Regions from separate parts of the Homo sapiens genome. Here region 1 is linked to region 2. The links are chromatin contacts, found by Hi-C or POLR2A ChIA-PET in ENCODE. All regions are on one chromosome and are shown on one strand. The core of a region is the stretch at or near the end of the contact, and the rest is flanking DNA. Distances in the headings are between cores, read along the strand shown.

Region 1 (3,295 bases), core at 796-3,295, 230 kb before region 2:
CCCGGGTTCAAGTGATTCTCCTGCCTTAGCCTCCCGAGTAGCTGGGACTACAGGCGTGTGCCACCACACCCGGCTAATTTTTTTTTTGTATTTTTAGTAGAGACGGGGTTTCACCATGTTAGCCAGGATGGTCTCGATCTCCTGAACTGGTGATCCGCCTGCCTCGGCCTCCCAAAGTGCGAGGATTACAGGCGTGAGCCACCGTGCCCAGCCTTATTGTTCTTTATAAGACTGATGTCAAATTACTAAAAGGAGTTGAATGTAAGTTAGAATATCAAGTAAAGGATACTAAGTGGGAAAAAGTGTTGTTCAATTAATTGAACGCTATAATGATTTGTGAACCCCCCAAATTTGAGACAGGTCTCAGTTAATTTAAATAGTTTATTTTGCTGGCCAGGTGTGGTGACTCATGCCTGTAACCCCAACACATTGGAGGGTGAGGCAGGCAGATCACGAGGGAGATCGAGACCATCCTAAACAAGGTGAAACCCCCGTCTGTACTGAAACTACAAAAATTGGCGTGATGCCACGTGCCTGTACTCCCAGCTACTCGGGAGGCTAAGGCAGGAGAATCACTTGAACCCGAGAGGCAGAGGTTGCAGTGAGCCGAGATCGCGCCACTGCACTCGAGCCTGACCAAAGAGCGAGACTCCGTCTCATAAAAGAAAAAGTTTATTTTGCCAAGGTTGAGGACACATGCCCGTGACACAGCCTCAGGAAGTCCTGACGACATGTGCCCATGGTGGTTGGGGTACAGGTTGGTTTTATACATTTTAGGGGGACATGAGACATCAGTGAATATATGTAAGAAGTACATTGGTTCCGACCAGAAAGGCGGGAACAACTCGAAGCAGGGAGGGGACTTCCAGGTCACAGGTAGACAGGTAGAGAGACAAATAGTTGGATTCTTTTTAATTTCTGATAAGTCCTTCCAAAGGAGGCAATCAGAATAGGCATCTATCTCAGTGAGGAGAGGGAAGACTTTGAATAGAATGGGAGGCAAGTTTGCCCTGAGCAGTTCCCAGATTGACTTTTCCCTTTAGCTTAGTAATTTTGAGGCCACAAGATTTTCCTTTCACAGATTCTATCAGCAGGAGAGTTGTTTTCTGTAGGAATCACAGAGATTCAGCTTTGCACTCCTGCTATAGGGGAGCACATCCCTAACTTCCTTCATTTGCCTTAGGCACTCTAAGGCTTCTGAGGGCCTTCAGACACATTATAACACAACAACGCTTATCAGCCTCTGCTTCCAGTGCAGGTATTTTGCGACTGAACGACTGTTTCAAACGGTGTGGTAATTTGGATTTTTAGCCTTTAGGAGAATCCTAAATAATAGTTTTAGCTTGAGCTCCCTATTATTTACCTTGCGCTCCCCGAAATCTGAAACAGTATTTTTCCAGATTCTTGAGTGATTAGTTACAGACACTAGTCTCCAGGAATCTCAATACGGCTTCTAAGGCTAGGTGAGACCCCTCCTCTGCCCTAGAAAGGCGCCTTTTTTTTTTTTTTTTTTTTTTTTTTTTTTTTTTTTTTTGAGACAGAGTCTTGCTCTGTCGCGCAGGCTGGAGGGCAGTGGCGCGATCCCAGCTCACTGCAAGCTCTGCCTCCCAGGTTCACGCCATTCTCCTCCAGCCTCAGCCTCCAGAGTAGCTGTGACTGTAGGCGCCCGCCACCACACCCAGCTAACTTTTTTTTTTTTTGAATTTTTAGTAGACACGGGGTTTCACCGTGTTAGCCAGGATGGTCTCCATCTCCTGACCTCGTGATCCGCCCACCTCCGCCTTCCAAAGTGCTGAGATTACAGGCTTGAGCCACTGCGCCCGGCCAGAAGGGTGCGCTTTTTAAGGAGAACCCCTGACCTGATGGCGGGCTTTTCCTGCAGATGGACTCTGGGTATCGCTCTTTTTAGCGCCATGGAAAGTGGGGAACTACATTACCCAGAAAGCTCTGCGTTAAACGACAGCCGGTCAGAGCCAATGAGCACTCGGAAAGAAGGCATTTCCACGTGTGCACGTAACGTAAGGCTGAGACTTCCGGGGTCTCTAGTAGCGGCTGTGTATCGGTGACGCGGGTGTTTCCCCAGTTTGTGGCCCCTGAGTGCTGGGGGGGGACCGCGGTGACTGAACCTAGAAGGTGGAGAGGAATCGTCCTCGGTGCCCAGAGGCGGCTCTGCAGCCCCGTGACGGCGACCACTGCTCCCGGGCCGTGCTTCCCCAAGTAGTCCGATGGCAGCGGCTGCGCCGAGGCGCCCGACTCAGGTAATTGTGGCGCCTTCTGTGCCCTCAGGTCACCCCATCGTCACCCAGGTCCTAAACCAGCGAGGGAGCGGCTCCTGCTCACGGGTCTGTAGCCGGTACCCGGCGTAGGAACACTGAGGCGCTCGCAGGAGGGGTCCCTGTGTAACTGTCCAGTGGGGGTCCCTGTGTAACTGTCCAGTGGGTTCACCTTGCCAGCTGCCTAGACAGAGCCGATTTATGAAGACTGGAGAATTGCGATGGAGAAATAGTAATTGACGCAGAGCCGTCAGGCTGTTCTGGAGACAGGAGTTTTATTATTACTCAAATCAGTCTCCATTAGCATTCCGGGATCAGAGTTTTCAACATTAATTTGGCGGTAAGGGTTGGGACCTGAGATGGATTCATAGAGGGTTAAAGTGAGTTTTTCATGCTGTTTTCTGTTCTGGGTGGGATGGCAGAACTGATTGACCCAGATTACCGGTCTGTGTGTTGTCAGCTGATCCATCCAGTGCAGGATCTGCAAAATACCTCAAGCACTGATCTTAGGTTTTACAATAGTGATTTATCTTCAGGAGCAACTTGGGGAGGTTCAGACTCTTGGAGTCAGAAGCTGCATGACCCCTAAACGGTAATTTCTAACCTTGTAGCTAATTCGTTAGTCCTGCAAAGGCAGGCTGTTCTCCAGGCAAGAAGGGGGTCTTTTCAGGAAAGGGCTATTATCAATTTTGTTTCAGAGTGAAACCATGAACTGAATTCCTTCCCTAAGTTAATTCAGCCTATACCCAGGAATGAACAAGGACAGCTGAAAGGTTGGAAGCAAGACGGAGTCAGTAAGGTCTGATTTCTTTCACTGTCATAATTTCCTCAGTTATAATTTTGCAAAGACGGTTTCACCTGTTTCTGACACCCGTGGGATGCGGTGGGGAGAGCAACAAGCACAGGGAGGGGCGCAGGCAATGGCCTGGAGATGGACGGAGCCGGGAGGATGGAACCTGTCTGGAACAAAGTGTGAGGTGGAGCTCTCCCTGGAAGAGTAAGCAGGCCGAGGGCTGTGCATT
Region 2 (3,635 bases), core at 371-2,870:
ACAGCTCCACCCCGGCCCACAGATTGTCCACTACCTTTTGGAAAAGTCTCCATTCTGAATCTCTCCTCACTGTTCCTGACCTACAGTTCCAGCAGCCCATGAACCATTCTCTGAAAGCTCTCATACTCTTAGCAGGTCAAAAATAAAACTTCTGATATCCCAAATGAAAACTACTCCTACTATGTACTTCCCCATCTTAGTTGATGGAGCTTCCACACTTCTAACTGCCAAAATAAAACCTTTCAGTCATCCCTGACTCCACTCTCTTTCTCAAAACTAAAAATTCAGGCAGCCCTACTTAAAAAATGAATCCAGAATCCAACTGCTTCTCGCATCTTCACAGCCACCATTTTGGCCTATCACATTCTATCACATTCACCTGGCCTATCCCAGTAGTCTCCTCCCAGGTCTCCCCACCTCATCCTTCAGTTGGCTTCCCATGCTGCAGCCACAGGGAGCCTAATAAGACCAGAACCAGATCACCTCCCTCTTCCACTCCAAACCTCCCACTGTTACTATTAAGTAACGAATAGACAACTCAACTTCTCAGGGAACCATTCCGGGTCTGACTTCTACTACACTGCTCCCTGTTCTCATGAAAAGAAAATAATTGTAGGTTCCTGAACTATCTTAGCCTCCTCTCCAAACTTAGCATATACTGGTAACTTTGCCTTGGACAACCTTCTACATCTCCTTTCCCCCGGCTGCCAACAGCTTCATATAATCTAACCTGGACTTAAGACTCTGGGCTTTGTATTTGCTCAAAGTCTCAGGGCCCAAGGCTAGACGAGTGGCGAGGCTCAGGTCGCCCAATGACCCTGGTCCAGTTTTGGAGCCAGGTGGCCTGGGCTGGCTGCACTATCTCCGCACCTCAGTTCTCAGTGCTGACTTTACCAGCTGCGTGAGCTTGGACAAGAACTCAGTCTTCCTATGCCTAACTACTATTACCTCTCTTCAGCCTGTTCTTCCCCTGAGCAACTTTTGGATAGCTTTAGGAAATCCTAGCCCAGTGTCCCTATCTGTTCACAAATCTCGAAGGCTGCCAGTGTCCTCAGAATCGTCAAATTCGTCAGGTGCAACTCTGCCTCACTCTATGTTCCTGCAGACCCGAGACGGACCCCAGGCTCCTGAATCCCCCCCAGCTTAGTCGCAGCTCCAAGTTCTGCACGCGCCAGTCAACTGCCCGTCACATTTCCGTACACACTGGGCGTCACAAACGGGTCCAATCCACAAGCGCCTTCTTGTCCAGGGTACTGGGGCCTGGGCTGCAGGGCTGTGAGCAGGCATCCCTCACTGGGCCTTAAGGCTTCTGCTGGGGGAGGTAGGCGAGACCCGGAGGACGCACAACTCACCTGAGCCGAGTCCCTCAGCGCGACTGCCGCCATTGAGCTCCGTGGACTAGGCGGGGAGCGGCGGCCGACCGGGGCGGGCATTCGAACACAACAGTCCCTATCCCGGGCCTGGCGCAGCTCACCCGAGGTGGTGTCGCAGAACCTCTGGCCCACTTTCGCGACTTCTCTGTCCCGTCCCTCAGTCGCGACCTCCACTGCAGAAACTGGCGGGCTGGACAAACAGGACAGAGGCCAAAATGACCGCCACGAGGAGGACGCCGGAAGTTCCGGCCCGTCGCGCTGCGCGTGCGCGGAAGTGTTGCTATCCTGGGCTGTCATTGGCTCAACTCCGCCGCCGTTTTGCGCTCTGCACTCTGGATAATGTAGTTTCCAAAACTCCACGGAGCTCTTCGGAGTGTGTCCACTGCTTTGACCTCTGCGAACTTGTATTCTGAGGTGCTGTGCCCCGTGCAGGGAAATGGCGACTTCGGCCTCTAGGGGAGAAGGAGGTATTTACTCCTTCTTAAAGGGGCTTTTCCCAGATTTCTGGGAAGTGTTTTCCGTAACTGATCACTTAAGTGTTTAGAGACATTATTTCAGACTCCACGAAGCTCAGGGTGCCCCTAGAGGCAAACAAATATTATTTCAGGGGGTTGGGCGCGGTGGCTCACGCCTGTAATCCCAGCACTTTAGAAGGCCGAGGCGGGCGGATCACCTGAGGTCAGAAGTTCGAGACCAGGCTGGCCAACATGGCGGAACCCCATCTCTACTAAAAATACAAAAATTAGTCGGGCGGGCCGGGCGCAGTGGTTCACGCCTGTAATCCCAGCACTTTGGGAGGCCAAGGTGGGTGGATCACGCGATCAGGAGTTCGAGACCAGCCTGGCCAACATGGTGAAACCCTGTCTCTACTAAAAATACAAAAATTAGCCGGGCATGGTGGCGAGCGCCTGTAATCCCAGTACTTGGGAGGCTGAGGCAGGAGAATCGTTTGAACCTGGGAGGCAGAGGTTGCAGTGAGTCGAGATCACGCCATTGCACTCCAGCCTGGGCGACAGGGGGAGACTCCGTCTCCAAAAAAAAAAAAAGAAAAAAAAAATTTGGATTTTGGAGCATTTTGGATTTTAGATTTTTGGCTCAGGGATATTCAACCTGTATTTTGTTCTCATTAAATAGGTTCCTCTTTCACTTTGTTATTGTTTGATATACTAAAGTTTTAATTTTCATGAAGTCTAATTGGTCTATTTTTCTTTTGTCACATGTGTATTTGGTGTCAAATCCAAGAAATTATGGCCAAATTCAATGTCATAAAACTTTCACCCTATATTTTCTTTTAAGTGTTTTATAGTTTTGGGTCTTATGTTTAGGTTTTTAGTCCATTTTGAGTTCATTTGTGTTTTTGGTGTTAGGTAAGGGTTCACCTTCATTCCTTAGCATGTGAATATTTCATTTTCCCAGCATCATTTGCTGAAAAGATCATCGTTTCCCCATTGAGTGGTCTTGGTAGCCTTGTTGAGATCATTTGACCATATACATTACTATTGCAAATGATATTGTTTTCTTAATTTCCTTTTCAGATTTTTCATTGTTAGTGTATGGAAGGGCATATGAGTTTTACATGTTGACTTTTGCATGTTGACTTTGAATTCAGCTACACAGGTGAATTTGTTTATCAGTTCTTTTTTTTTTTTTTTTTCCCAGACGGAGTCTCACTCTGTTGCCCAGGCTAGAGTGCAATGGCTTGATCTTGGCTCACCACAAGTTCCACCTCCCAGGTTCAAGCAATTCTTCTGCCTCAGCCTCCCAAGTGGCTGGCACTACAGGCGCCAGCACCATGCCCGGCTAATTTCTGTATTTTCAGTAGAGCGAGGGTTTTACCATGTTGGCCAGGCTGGTCTTGAACTCCTGACCTCAGGTGAGCCACTGCGCCTGGGCTTTTTTGTTTTTGTTCTTGAGACAGTGTCTTGCTCTGTCTCCCAGGGTGGAGTGCAGTGGCGCGATCTCAGCTCACTGCAACCTCTGCCTCCCGGGTTCAAGCGATTCTCCTGCCTCAGCCTCCTGAGTAGCTGGGGTTACAAGCATACACCACCATGCCCAGCTAATTTTTGTATGTTTAAATTAATCAAAGTTGCCAGCAAAAAAAAAAAAAAATATTAATTCCTCCCTTAGAAGTTACAATAAACATCTTTTTAAAATTTTTTTGAGCCTGTCACCCAGGCTGGAGTGCGGTGGTCTGTTCTCAGCTCACTGCAACCTCTGCCTCCCAGGTTCAAGTGATCCTCTCATCTCAGCCTCCCAAATAGC

The links. Hi-C counts contacts between places; a loop is a spot of excess contacts on that map. ChIA-PET counts read pairs that join two places held with the same protein, here RNA polymerase II (POLR2A). Pooled maps may share reads with other maps.
Region 1: a loop to region 2 is called in a pooled map, with 19 times the contacts of the local background. The contact joins the promoter of ZNF417 here to the promoter of ZNF551 in region 2. A Hi-C loop is called at or near these places in 5 of 37 single-sample maps with no recorded cell type and 12 of 50 pooled maps. POLR2A ChIA-PET finds 5 or more read pairs at or near these places in 5 of 52 experiments (CD4-positive, alpha-beta T cell, Caco-2, H1 and 2 more).

The regions. Positions count from the first base shown.
Region 1 is chr19:57,915,342-57,918,636 of GRCh38, reverse strand. It overlaps ZNF417 (zinc finger protein 417), which reads left to right and starts at 2,045. Exons shown (of 3, transcript NM_152475.3): 1 at 2,045-2,258. The coding sequence starts at 2,226. RefSeq lists enhancers at 1,669-1,728, 1,125-1,980, 1,999-2,288.
Region 2 is chr19:57,679,962-57,683,596 of GRCh38, reverse strand. ZNF551 (zinc finger protein 551) reads right to left here and starts at 1,620. Exons shown (of 3, transcript NM_138347.5): 1 at 1,353-1,620. The coding sequence starts at 1,433. RefSeq lists a silencer at 1,180-1,249 and an enhancer at 1,305-1,928.